3 separate regions of the Homo sapiens genome follow, and all the other regions are linked to region 1. The links are chromatin contacts, found by Hi-C or POLR2A ChIA-PET in ENCODE. All regions are on one chromosome and are shown on one strand. The core of a region is the stretch at or near the end of the contact, and the rest is flanking DNA. Distances in the headings are between cores, read along the strand shown. Region 1 holds the start of NUF2 (NUF2 component of NDC80 kinetochore complex). Region 2 holds the start of DUSP12 (dual specificity phosphatase 12). Region 3 holds the start of PBX1 (PBX homeobox 1).

The links. Hi-C counts contacts between places; a loop is a spot of excess contacts on that map. ChIA-PET counts read pairs that join two places held with the same protein, here RNA polymerase II (POLR2A). Pooled maps may share reads with other maps.
Region 2: a loop to region 1 is called in a pooled map, with 12 times the contacts of the local background. The contact joins the promoter of DUSP12 here to the promoter of NUF2 in region 1. A Hi-C loop is called at or near these places in 6 of 50 pooled maps.
Region 3: a loop to region 1 is called in a map of naive thymus-derived CD4-positive, alpha-beta T cell, with 16 times the contacts of the local background. The contact joins the promoter of PBX1 here to the promoter of NUF2 in region 1. A Hi-C loop is called at or near these places in 1 of 168 maps with a recorded cell type or tissue (naive thymus-derived CD4-positive, alpha-beta T cell) and 10 of 50 pooled maps. POLR2A ChIA-PET finds 5 or more read pairs at or near these places in 2 of 52 experiments (BJ and WTC11).

What each region holds. Positions count from the first base shown.
Region 1 is chr1:163,319,957-163,324,049 of GRCh38, forward strand. It overlaps NUF2 (NUF2 component of NDC80 kinetochore complex), which reads left to right and starts at 1,998. Exons shown (of 14, transcript NM_145697.3): 1 at 1,998-2,256. It overlaps LOC127814295 (a long non-coding RNA gene), which reads right to left and starts at 1,779. Exons shown (of 5, transcript NR_182654.1): 1 at 1,666-1,779. It also overlaps a transcript of RGS5 not described here. RefSeq lists enhancers at 1,738-1,947, 1,988-2,217.
Region 2 is chr1:161,747,887-161,751,979 of GRCh38, forward strand. DUSP12 (dual specificity phosphatase 12) reads left to right here and starts at 1,900. Exons shown (of 6, transcript NM_007240.3): 1 at 1,900-2,259; 2 at 3,782-3,895; 3 at 3,980-4,093. The coding sequence starts at 1,916. RefSeq lists enhancers at 78-127, 1,699-2,208, 2,270-2,916.
Region 3 is chr1:164,557,155-164,561,247 of GRCh38, forward strand. PBX1 (PBX homeobox 1) reads left to right here and starts at 2,030. Exons shown (of 9, transcript NM_002585.4): 1 at 2,030-2,859. The coding sequence starts at 2,669. RefSeq lists an enhancer at 1,612-2,111.

The DNA of each region.
Region 1 (4,093 bases), core at 748-3,247:
CCTTCTAATTAAGGTAATTTGAATAAACACTCATTTTTTAAATAAATAATTTACTTCTAATATAACTCAATTTATCACATCAATAGTAATATTAACCCCCAAATAAACAATATTTATTGTTGATATAACAAAATGGTTGTCTTGCTCTTTTCTTCCTTTGCCTCATTTTTCTCTTTCTCCATGGTCCATTCTAATCTTGGCTTTCACATAAATCGCTTGGTTTTTTTTCTAGATTCTCAACGACAATTTAGACATTTGTTGAGCACTTGCCACTTGCAAGGTATTTTCCTAGGGACCATGTATAAATAATAATAGTCAAAATAACAGCTAATACTTTTCAAGTACTCACAATTTTGCCAGGCACTTAATTAAGCACTCTACAGGAACTAATTCACTTAATCTTCATGATACCGTATAAAGCAGATAGAACTGTCACCCTATTTTAAAGATGCAGAAACGAGCTCAGTTAGGTTAAATAGCTCGCCTAAGTCCACCTAGGTAGTAAATGGTGTGATCAGGGATTTCAATCCAACTCCCTTTGACCGTAGAGATGTGCTCTCAGTCACTACGCTATGGTTCCCTTCCCTGCCTCTAAGGACATATAATTTGGTGGAAATTATGCATGTATCAGTAATCAATTTGATTTGGCAAGTGTCAATGAGACAGGTCTCTTTTTTCTGCTTTCCTCACTGACTCTAATATTTTTTTAAAATCTATTTTCTTAATGTCCTTTTGGGTCTTACTAGATTCCGACTTTGAGACTTACATCAGTAAATAGACATTGAAAGGAAAGACAAAAGCCCTGAACTAATGATATGAAATGTATTTTTATTTAGAATTGGTATAGACTTCACTATCAATAGGTTTAGTTCTTCAGGACAGGACAAAGCAGCGGAATTTGTGTCTACATTCAATACAACCTTTCTAGCACTTTTTTCACATAATTCAGTTCAGGTTCCCCATCCAACACACGACTGTCACCAGATGATGCTCTACTCTGTGACCAGATACAAGTCCTATTACGTCTTCTCCTGTCCCAAACCTCAATAAAACTTAATGGCTTTCTCCCCTGACAACCAGGCCTGCCATGGCTTCCTAACTTGTGTTAAATGCAGTGTTTCCACTCTTGCCAAAACAAACAAACAAAATACCATGTAAAAAAATACAGATTTCAGGGCCCCTTATCTGAAGAATGCAACTCACTCAGGAATGTGCAAATTTGGGGAACAGTTCAGAGGTGAAAAGCACTGATCGAAGAGGGAGAAGCTAAAATCAGGAGACCTGGTTTCTACTTTACAGTCCCACTTACTGTATAACTTCTAACAAATCACTTCTCTCTGAGTCCAGTTTTCATATCGGTGAAAGCGAGAGGATTTGACCAGATGAACTGTTATGTTCCTTCCACCTCTTGAAGTCGTGCTTATGAGCACAGAGTCAGAGGATGTGTGTTCATATCCCAGCTATGCTACTTGTGAACTACTGTGCGCAGAGAACTGCATTCTCTGATTCAGAGCCCTCACCTGAGGGGATGATAGTATCTCTCCACTATCCCTTTTCTCCCCTTTAATGAAGTCTAAATGAGATGATGCTTATAAGCATCTAACAAAACCCGGCACATAATCAATGTTCAACAAGTTATTATTACTCTGGAATTCTATAAATTACCTCTGTACTTCCTCCCTTGTCACCCTGAACTTAGTGAAGTTTCCTTCACTTGGTTTTGCTCTTCAACTCGGACCCCGAAAACGCTCTAAACGCTGGCGGAAGTCACGCAGAGATGGGCTAGACGCTCAACCCCGGTCTCTTCCCCGAAACCGCGGTGCTCCCACTTCCTGCAGTCCGAGGTTCCGACTCGACGCCAGCTCCGCGAGCAATGGTTCCGCCCTGCGCCCTGCCCCTTCCATGACAACTCCAGTCCCACCTGCCTGGCGTCTCTTGAGCCCAACCGGCATCCGTCGCGGTTGGACGTGGGCTTGGCGGAATGGGGCGGGACTTCCAGTAGGAGGCGGCAAGTTTGAAAAGTGATGACGGTTGACGTTTGCTGATTTTTGACTTTGCTTGTAGCTGCTCCCCGAACTCGCCGTCTTCCTGTCGGCGGCCGGCACTGTAGGTGAGCGCGAGAGGACGGAGGAAGGAAGCCTGCAGACAGACGCCTTCTCCATCCCAAGGCGCGGGCAGGTGCCGGGACGCTGGGCCTGGCGGTGTTTTCGTCGTGCTCAGCGGTGGGAGGAGGCGGAAGAAACCAGAGCCTGGGAGGTGAGGGGCGGGCCCGTCGTTACTTTTTATTTGATGTTAGTCCCAGAAACAACCAGAGCTCAGTTCCTACTAAACTAACGGGTGTTTTCTGGTGCAGCATAGACCGAAGAAGACGAGCTTGAGCTGAAATTGTTCAAGTTAGGCATACATTTATGTGTGATTTTTGGAAAGGCGGTGGTAATGTGGTTTATTTGGCTGCAGATGCTTGTCAGCTTTTTACACATCTCCGTTGCCAAACGTTTCTTAACCAAATCCAAAACCATGAATGAAAAGGTAAAAATATCACACCTAATCCAAAATTCAAAGGAAAAGAGCAGCGCATATATAGCACTACGCATGCATAACGCCATCATTGTTCCTTTTAAAAGTTCAAGGAACGTTTTACTTAATTCATTGAAGTTGGGAGCCATTTCTGTTTATTTTTGTTTAATCTCTGCCTCGTGGAACTGTGATGTCCACAAATAGTTTATTTTAACAAAACGAAGTGTGTAAAATTTAACAGAGTACTTTTAGTACCTACTCACTCTGCTCAGCATCGTGGTGCTGCAAATAAATGAGAAACCAGATGAGTAATTATAGGTTAATCTTTGCTACTCGTTAGACAGAGTATTACTGCATATATATTAAGTCATTTATATACTTTATCCCACCTAGGAGCTCAAACTATGTAGTTGGAAAGTGTCTTCATCTCTCGTTAATGAATAAATTGTAACTGAAATTGTACTTCGAAAGAATGATAGAATTTGGATATTGGAGGAGGTTCCAAAAGGAAATACTGGAAGTTTGGGAAAGTTAGGAGACTAACTTGGAGCAGAAATTTCATTCAATTATTAAAGGGTTTAGAAGCCTAGCAGAAAAATTTGAATTTGATGTGGTGGGTAAGGTGAGTAATTGAAGTATTTTCATACAAATATTATATGATGCGTTAAGTGTTTTTATAAGGATTAATCTGATAGCAGAGTGCCAAACATTAGAGAAGAGAGGAACAAGTGATAATAATTATGAAGATACTTTACACCTACGCTTTCTATTGCAATACTCTCTAATTCAGATGCAGCTTTTTTGGAAAAGTGACTTTTTCTGAAGTCTTTCTTTGGTCCAGTCCTTTTATGAACAGTTTTTAAGGCTGTGACTTAGATGAAAATGTAGAATGCATATTTATGCTGAAGGGAACATCTAATATGTGATGCATCAGAATCTGGATTCCAAAAGATCCCAGCTCTGTGGCCTGGCAAGGTGGCTTATGCTTGTATCCCAGCACTTTGGGAGGTTGAGGTGGGAGGATCACTTGAGCCCAGAAGTTCAAGACCAGACTGGGCAACATAGTGAGACCCTATCTCCACACACACACAAATTAACAGGGCGTGGTAGTGTGTGCCTGCTGTCGTCCTGGCTACTTGAGAGGCTGAGGCAGGAGGATAGCTTGAGCCTGGGAGGTCGAGGCTGCAGTGAGCTGTGATTGTGCCACACTGCACTCCAGCCTGGATGACAAACTGAGACCCTGCCTCAAAGAAAAAAAAATAGACAAAACGTCCTAGCTCTAAAAGGAAAGCTTGCAATCATGAAATTTAATAGTAGAAAGTACAAATCCTTGCTTAAGTTTCAAATAATCAATTTATACAACAAGAACACAAGTGACACAGCAGATGGTGACCAAAAAAAAAGAGAGGGAAAGGGGGAAAAAAAGAACAGGGAGAAGCCGCCTTGATGCAAGACGGTCATGATGAAGTTCTTGGAGTTTCAGTTGATCAGTAAGTGCTACAGCAGAGGCCATTATACTGTGCCCTAGACCAACCATATCTGGAGTGTCGTGTTCAGTTTGGGCACTACATTTTAA
Region 2 (4,093 bases), core at 650-3,149, 1.6 Mb before region 1:
AACCTACAGTGATACAAACAAGAGAACCCACGCTTTGTGCTTGCCTAGAGACATACCCACATCGGCAGAAGATAAGGGAAGTTGCACAGACAGATTTATTCATAAGAGAAGTTACTCAAACAACTATAGAGATGAGAGGAGTTTCTTATAATAGGTTTTGAATTCAGCTGTAAAAATGGCACCCCACTTGGGCTCCCCTCTCTGCTGTGGAGAGCTTTCTTCTTTTGCTTATTAAACTTTTGCTTCAACCTCACTCTTTGTGCCCATGCTCCTTAGTTTTCTCGGTCGTTAGACAAGTTCGGATAACACCTTAGACAATGAGACCATTAACCCTTACCTGTTTCAACATTTTTATCAAATCCAAGGCCATGAAGCTTTCCCCCTATGTTTTCTACTAAGAATGTTATATTTTTAGGTCTTTAATCTATTTGGAGTTATTTTTTGTGTATGGTCCAAGGTAAAGGTCCATCTTCATTCTTTTGCATGTGGATATCTAGTTTTTCCCAACACTGTTGAGGAGATTGTCCTTTTTCCATTGTGTGGTCTTGGCACTCTTTTTGAAGATTATTCTAACATATATGCAGTGTTGCAGGTGATTAGCAGCTTTCTGGGCTGGTGACATGGGTGGTAGGAAGAATTTACCAACACAGTTGTAGGTAAAGAAAGGCAGGTTTATTAGATAAAGTATGAAAATACATTGCAAGGGTGCAACAGGCAGGTCAGCAAGAGAGAAGCTGACTGCTAGGAAACAAAGGCTTGCTGGGGATTTTGTAGAATGGTGCTTATGTTGTGGGTGGAAGAGGGCTTTGTGCAGTACTAATAATGCCAGGGTTGCAGTGAACTAACTTCCATTTTTCTATCAGCTGAGGGTCTGGTGATGGCTGGGCACAGGCAGATTGTGAGTTATTTGCACAGCAGGGCTATGTGTCCTGGACCACGAAGAAAGGCAGACTTATGGCTTGTCTGCTTTCTCCTTTTGCTTCCCTTCGTCCAGCCAGCCTGACTCCTTTTCCCTAATTAGGACTCCACACGCAAGGGTTTGTTCTGTTCCAGAATAGAGACACGTCGATGTATCTATCTTTATACCAGTACTATAGCTGCTACTTCTTGACCAATTACAGCTTTAGTATCTCTCTCACCTGTCCTCCCTATACAAAAGATATATAAAATATACTCACTGTACTGAGTATCTTCCTGCAGCATTCAGTCTGGAGCAAAGCCTGCTTCCTTCAACCCTTTCCAAAATCCCCAAATAAAAGCCCAAAATCTGTAGAGGATCTTCCTAACATCCTCGTGCTGAGATGCCCTGAAATTCTCCATAACTCATGACTGAGTAATAAAACCAACTTGCTTAATTAAAGTTGGTTTCTTGTAGTCCTGGCCGGAGGACATTGACTTACAAAAATATAGGATTAGTATCTTCAAAATAAATAGACAGTAAACATCAACAAGGATTCACACCCCAATAATGAAATTGGGCAGAAAAAGGAAAAATAATCATGAAATGCACAGTAAAGATGGCTCCATAATATTGAAAAAAATTTTACTTCAAATGCATAAAATGATGCTTCTGATTCAGCTGGTGCGACATTTATTTCACATTTGAGTTCAGCTGCTCCTGATGTCTCTTTCCTGAAAATTTCAATACTAAGAGCTCGAGAAACCCTGTATTTGGGGAAGCTTATCCTTCACCATCAACTTTGGGGGTAGGGGTCAGAGGGAACAAGGGTGGAAAGGCCGCGCTGAATGGGGCCGAAGCTCCGCCCCTCAGCGATAAGTCCAGATTCCTGCGGCCGACGTGGTCCTCCGAGGGAGCAGCAGAGCCGCCGAGGCTGGCGAGTCCCAGGGGAAGGATGTTCTAGCCGGAGTCTACTCGATGGTAGGGCAGGAAGCCGCCTTGTCTCTGGGCGCGGCCATGTTGGAGGCTCCGGGCCCGAGTGATGGCTGCGAGCTCAGCAACCCCAGCGCCAGCAGAGTCAGCTGTGCCGGGCAGATGCTGGAAGTGCAGCCAGGATTGTATTTCGGTGGGGCCGCGGCCGTCGCGGAGCCAGATCACCTGAGGGAAGCGGGCATCACGGCCGTGCTAACAGTGGACTCGGAGGAGCCCAGCTTCAAGGCGGGGCCTGGGGTCGAGGATCTATGGCGCCTCTTCGTGCCAGCGCTGGACAAACCCGAGACGGACCTACTCAGCCATCTGGACCGGTGCGTGGCCTTCATCGGTCAGGCCCGCGCTGAGGGCCGTGCGGTGTTGGTGCACTGGTGAGTGGCCGGGTCAGTGGGTGACGTGCCCCGCCAAGCTTCCAGCCGGCCCCCGTCGCCCCTTACCTTCCGAGGCCGTCGGGAGGACAAGAGCGCGGTCATGCCGCGTGAACCTCCTCCCGCTGCCTCCCGCAGGAGGCGTGTTTCCAAGAGAGGAGGAGGGTTGAGGCGGGCCCCTGGTGTGTGCAGGCTTTCATTCATTCATGCTTTAGTTGGTTCTTCCTGCAGCAGCAGAGGGCGGGGGAGGTGTCATCTGATAAATGACAAATTACCTACACCCTAAGGAGTTTACAGCTCTGTTGGAGAAGCTAGACACCCACCCCGATTATTGTAATGCAGATTAGGTTGCTTGGTGTCTTGTAAACGGGATTTACAAAGATTTAGGGTTAAATGTTTTTGTTTGGGATGGGTGGCGGGTGGTTGATGAAGAGATGAATTGGTTTGGATCTAAAGGATCCCTGGGCTTTGCCTAGGGAGGAGATGGTTGCAGCAAAGACAAAAAGAAAATGGGAATCCCGCAGGGCGCGGTGGCTCACGCCTGTAATCCCAGCACTTTGGGAGGCAGGAGGATCACAAGGTGAGGAGTTCGAGATCAGGCTGGCTAATATGGTGAAACCAAAAATACAAAAATTAGCCGGGCGTGGTGGCTCTCGCCTGTAGTCCCAGCTACTCGGGAGGCTGAGGCAGGAGAATCACTTGAACCTGGGAGGCGGAGGTTGCAGTGAGCCGAGGTCATGCCACAGCACTCCAGCCTGGGCAACAGAGCGAGACTCCATCCCTCCCCCCAAAAAAAGAAAATGGGAATCCCTAAGCAGTTCTTGGTTGGATTGGAGTATAATAATCGTTTAAATTTATTGAGCACATAAAAGAAGATAGTGATGAAATCAAAAGAAGTCTGGGACCAGATTTTGAGGTCCCTGAATGCTAAGATGAAAGGAGATTGGATTTGTTTTTGTTTTGTTTTATTTATTTTTATTTTGATATAGGGTCTTGCTCTGTCACCCAGGCTACAGTGTAGTAGCGTAATTACGGCTCACTGCAGTCTCAACCTCCCAGGCTCAAGTGAACCTCCTGCCTCGGCCTCCAGAGTAGCTGGGACTACAGACCCCACCACATCCGGCTAATTTTTTGTAGAGGTGGGGTCTCACTTTGTTGCCCAGGCTGGTCTCCAACTCTTGGACTCAACCAATCCTCTCACCTCGCCTCCCAAAGTGCTGGGATTTCAGGCGTAGGTAAGCCACTGTGTCTAGCCAGGAGTTTGGATTTGTTCTGAGCCATTATAAAAATTTTAAAAATTACTGTTATTATTTTTGAATAGGTAATAGATTCACGTGGTTCAGAATTCAAAAGGAAAAAGGAATAATTATTTTGTACCTTGATAATATTTCAGAGGCAATGGGCTTATTTGAGAAGCAAAAATGAAGTGGGCCTAAACTTTACTATTAATAGGGGGCTGGGCTTTGTGTGTTTTTTTTTTTAATTGTTGCTATTTGCTGTTTTATTTTAAAGGTCTCTTTTTCAGTCATGCAGGAGTCAGTCGAAGTGTGGCCATAATAACTGCTTTTCTCATGAAGACTGACCAACTTCCCTTTGAAAAAGCCTATGAAAAGCTCCAGATTCTCAAACCAGAGGCTAAGTGGGTTCTTTTTTTATAGTAATAATTATGCTTTTGTGATATAATTTTAAGAAAATGAAACTTTATATTTCTTTATCATTACAGGATGAATGAGGGGTTTGAGTGGCAACTGAAATTATACCAGGCAATGGGATACGAAGTGGATACCTCTAGTGCAATTTATAAGCAATATCGTTTACAAAAGGTTACAGAGAAGTA
Region 3 (4,093 bases), core at 780-3,279, 1.2 Mb after region 1:
ATGTGGTAACTTCGTCTCTGTAAGGGATATGCTAACTCTCAATCACTGTGATTGATATGTGATTTGAGTATATAGTTTTGTGCTCAACTTTTGATTAGTGTTAATTTTTAAAAAAACAGTTTAAAAATCAGGATATGTATGTGAATAAAACAATTGTTATTAAGTAATATAACATCATAATTACAATTAATACTCTGTATTGCATGCCCTCATACCAATAAGTGCCAAGTAGCTTGCTAAAAACTGCTTTGAAATGCTTGCATCAGTGCTCCTTATCTTGCCAAACTTGTTTTGCGTAATGATTGGTGAGAAGAATAACATTTTATTTGAGGATCTCGAAGCACCTGGCAAGGCTGCTTTCCATTTTGCAGATTGGTTACACTGCGCTTGCAGATTGGTTACACTGCGCTTTGCATTTCCTTTGCTATACTGCCATCCAGGAAGAGGGCTGGCTACACAATAGAATATTTTATATTACAAAATATTCTGGACATTTCCTAAGTAATTGGCCTGCTATTTTATCTTATATTCATTGTGACTGTGTACACAGTCAGATTTTTCCCTCTCACTTTGCCCAATGAAAAGATTGGAAGCAAATTTGTGTCTGTCTGGAGCTATGATACTGGACCTTAGTTATGACTTTTGTTGGCTTTTTTCTTGATCCCATTGTATTTATTTTTTATTTTTTCCTACCCATTTTCAATTGGAGTTGTCTTGTTGGAATATGTACCCTTTTAAGCACCTCAAGTTTCCTTTCAAACTGGACAGGCAATAGACACATAACTAATTTTTAACACTATTCACACATTTCTGTTAGACTGAAGCAGATTGTGCAGTGGAAATACTAGGCCTTTGGAGGGAGTCACACTTGGGTTTAAATTCCAGCTTTGACACTTAATAACTGTGGACCTTGGACAAATTATTTAACCTTTCTGAGTTCCCTCTCTGTAAAATGGAAATAATAATCCATAACTCACAAAGATGTCTTGGGGATTAAATAAAATAACTCATGCAAATTACTTGGTGCATAGTAGGCATTCAATAAATGTCAGTTCACTTCTCTTCCCAGTTAATAATGCTTATTAGACTATATTAAAAACTAGAACTAGACTGTGATAATGCATTTCTTTATTAGGTATTTAAGCCAAATAACTAATTTCCCCCGGGGGAAGAGAGAGAAATGTTGAATTAGTTTCATTTGGTGAACTTATTTATTAATCTTTCTTTTTCTTGAGCATTTTTCAGTTTCATAGTCCATAATTTAGTTTTCATGCAGCAAAAATGACACAGTTTGGTATTCTTTTCACCTTTACTGTGCTAGAATTGTTTTTTTAAATGTATCTATTATTACATCTGCCACTTATTAGAGATCTTTATTAATTATATTAACAGCTCGATTGTGTTTCATAACTACGTCGTGCTGACAAACTTGTGCTCTCAGCAGTTTCCCTGAGGTCTAAGCATTTAAAAGAATCAAGTTTTAAATGACAATGCCACAGCAAAAGAAAAGCAGGGGTGGGCGGGAAGACGCACACCGTCTGTGTTCTTTCGTGTTAATTTTATATGTTTGCATTTAAGTGGAGCCACATTTTCCTCAAGGACGCAACCTAAGTAAGGCGAGCAGGGAAAGTGGAAACTAAGTGAGCTGGAACTACAGTACCATTGCACCTTTAAGGACTGGAGACTTGCTATTAGCTCGGCCTCCTTCCCGGCCCACCTCTGAACTCTGATTGACAGGGCGCCGGGCGAGGAGGAGCTGAAGGAGGCTGGAGAGGAGGCGCCGTGAGGAAAGTAGGGGAGGAGGGGGCCGGTCCTTTATCTGGTGGCCAATCAGGGAAGCGGGGAGGAGCTCCAGGCGCCCTCCTCCCTCCTCCTCTCCCCAGCCTCCCGGCTTCCCCGCCCCCTCCCCTTCCCTTTGCCCCCTCCCCTCTCCTCCTTCTCGTCCTCCTCCTCCTTCTTCTCCTCCTCCTCCTCCTCCTCTCAGGCTGTGGTTTTTCTGTATATGTTTCTGGAGTCCTGAGCCTGAGCTAAACAAAAGCAGGAGGCTGACGGGGCTGCTGGAGTTTGCAGAGACACGGAGGAGGAGAGAGCCTGTGCTTTGCCTGCCGCCGCGGCTGGGGGAGATCTGGCTTTTGCAACAGCCCACCCCCTTTGAGATCACTCTGGCCCGGAGTGGGGGTGGGGGGCAGCGGGGGGTGGGGGGGGAAAGTTTGCATTGCAATCCCCCTGCCTTCCTCTCCTTTCTCCCGATCAATGCATATTTGCAAAAGGATTAAGCCACAGATTTAAGCGCCGGGAGCCCATTTCTGCCTTGCAAAGGAGACCGGACTGAAAAACCTAAAGCCAGCTCTGATTTCTTTTCGCCAAGTGGGAAGGTGGTTTATTTTTCTTGCTTTTTGGAGTCAACACCCTTCCCCACCAGCCCTTATCCCCACCCTCACCCCGCAACCCCTTCACGCCCCCTCCCCCTCCCCCTCCTCATCCTCCCACCATCCTCTAAAGAGGCAAAGGGATTTTTTTTTTCTTTTGGTCTTCTTTTTTCCCCCTTCCCTGTTTATCCTGAAAAGGATTTGAAGACAAGCTTGAAGGATAAAAAGCCTTGGTGCTTCCCAGGAGCCGAGCCGAGGAGCAGAAGAGGAAGAGCCGGGGGCTGCCGTAGCCTTTGGAGATGGACGAGCAGCCCAGGCTGATGCATTCCCATGCTGGGGTCGGGATGGCCGGACACCCCGGCCTGTCCCAGCACTTGCAGGATGGGGCCGGAGGGACCGAGGGGGAGGGCGGGAGGAAGCAGGACATTGGAGACATTTTACAGCAAATTATGACCATCACAGACCAGAGTTTGGATGAGGCGCAGGCCAGGTGAGATGGAGGCTTTTCTTTTCCTTTCTTGGGGTTTTTTGTTTTTCTTCCTCTTGCAGGGGGAAACAATGGGAACCGAATCACCACAGCGCTTTTTTTGAAAAATGTTATTTCTTTTCTCATTTTGACAAGCAACTACATGGCGGAGGAGTAAAATTTGAAGGAGCGTTGTTATCGAAAGTGTAATCGCCCATGCCGAGATGTGGCTGTGTACATATTTGTGTGTGTGTGTGTGAATATAGGGGTATTCATTTATATCCACACAAACACACAGGCATGCCGAAAATACTGCCAACTGATCCAAAAGCGGCCCTCGGCACTTTTTACTGCTTTAAAAAAGTATCAGAGAAAGCAGAATTGTCAAGTTTTGAACAGCATTCCATGCCTTCTTGTTGAGGGGACTCTGTAACATTACGAAATAAAATGTCCCAAGAACACTTTATTTGCAAATTTAGTTGACTCCTTACCTAATTCAGCGAGTTTGATTTTCTTTCTTGACTCTCCCGTCCAAAATTAATTTTTATCTTTTCTCCTTTCTTCCCCCCCTACCCAAAATACAAAACAACAAAAAAGCAGGGTATTTCTTTGTCAGTACTTGTCAGCTATCCAGAAAATATTTTGCATTCACTTAATTTTGTTTTTTTAAAAAGTTGATGAAAAGGTGATTTTGTTTTTAGGCATATTTGTTAGTTTTAAGAGACTCAGATTTTTAGTTTAACTTTATTGTCTCCTAATTTCAGCCGGTTTACTAACCTTCCGTGACACAGACAGCTATGTAGGGTCCTTTAAAAAGGGGTGGGGGGACAAAAATCAAGCATGCTCTTTTCCCCCATGCTTCTTTCAGGACCACTTAGAAATGAAAGCATTTATGAATTTTATATATTTCAGTACTATAGGACATGAAGGTCTTCATTAAGGAAACATAATAAACTGTGTAGCCTCTCAAGTTAATCCACTGCCAGGTATATGGTTCTCTACTTCAGGATTTTACAGTAAATTCTCTTTTAAAGTAAAACATAGACTAAGTGACAACCCGCTAACAGCTTGCCCAAGGCCGAACTCAAAAGGAAGAATTTTAAAAATCTAATGACCACATATGTCTGTACAATTACCCAGCTTTGTTATATCTCCGAAGTAGCGTTTTTCTCTTTGAAAACCCTGTAAACAAATATACGCAACTCCTATACTTCAGATGACTTGGTTATATGGAGAAGACATCATTATGTGTATTTCT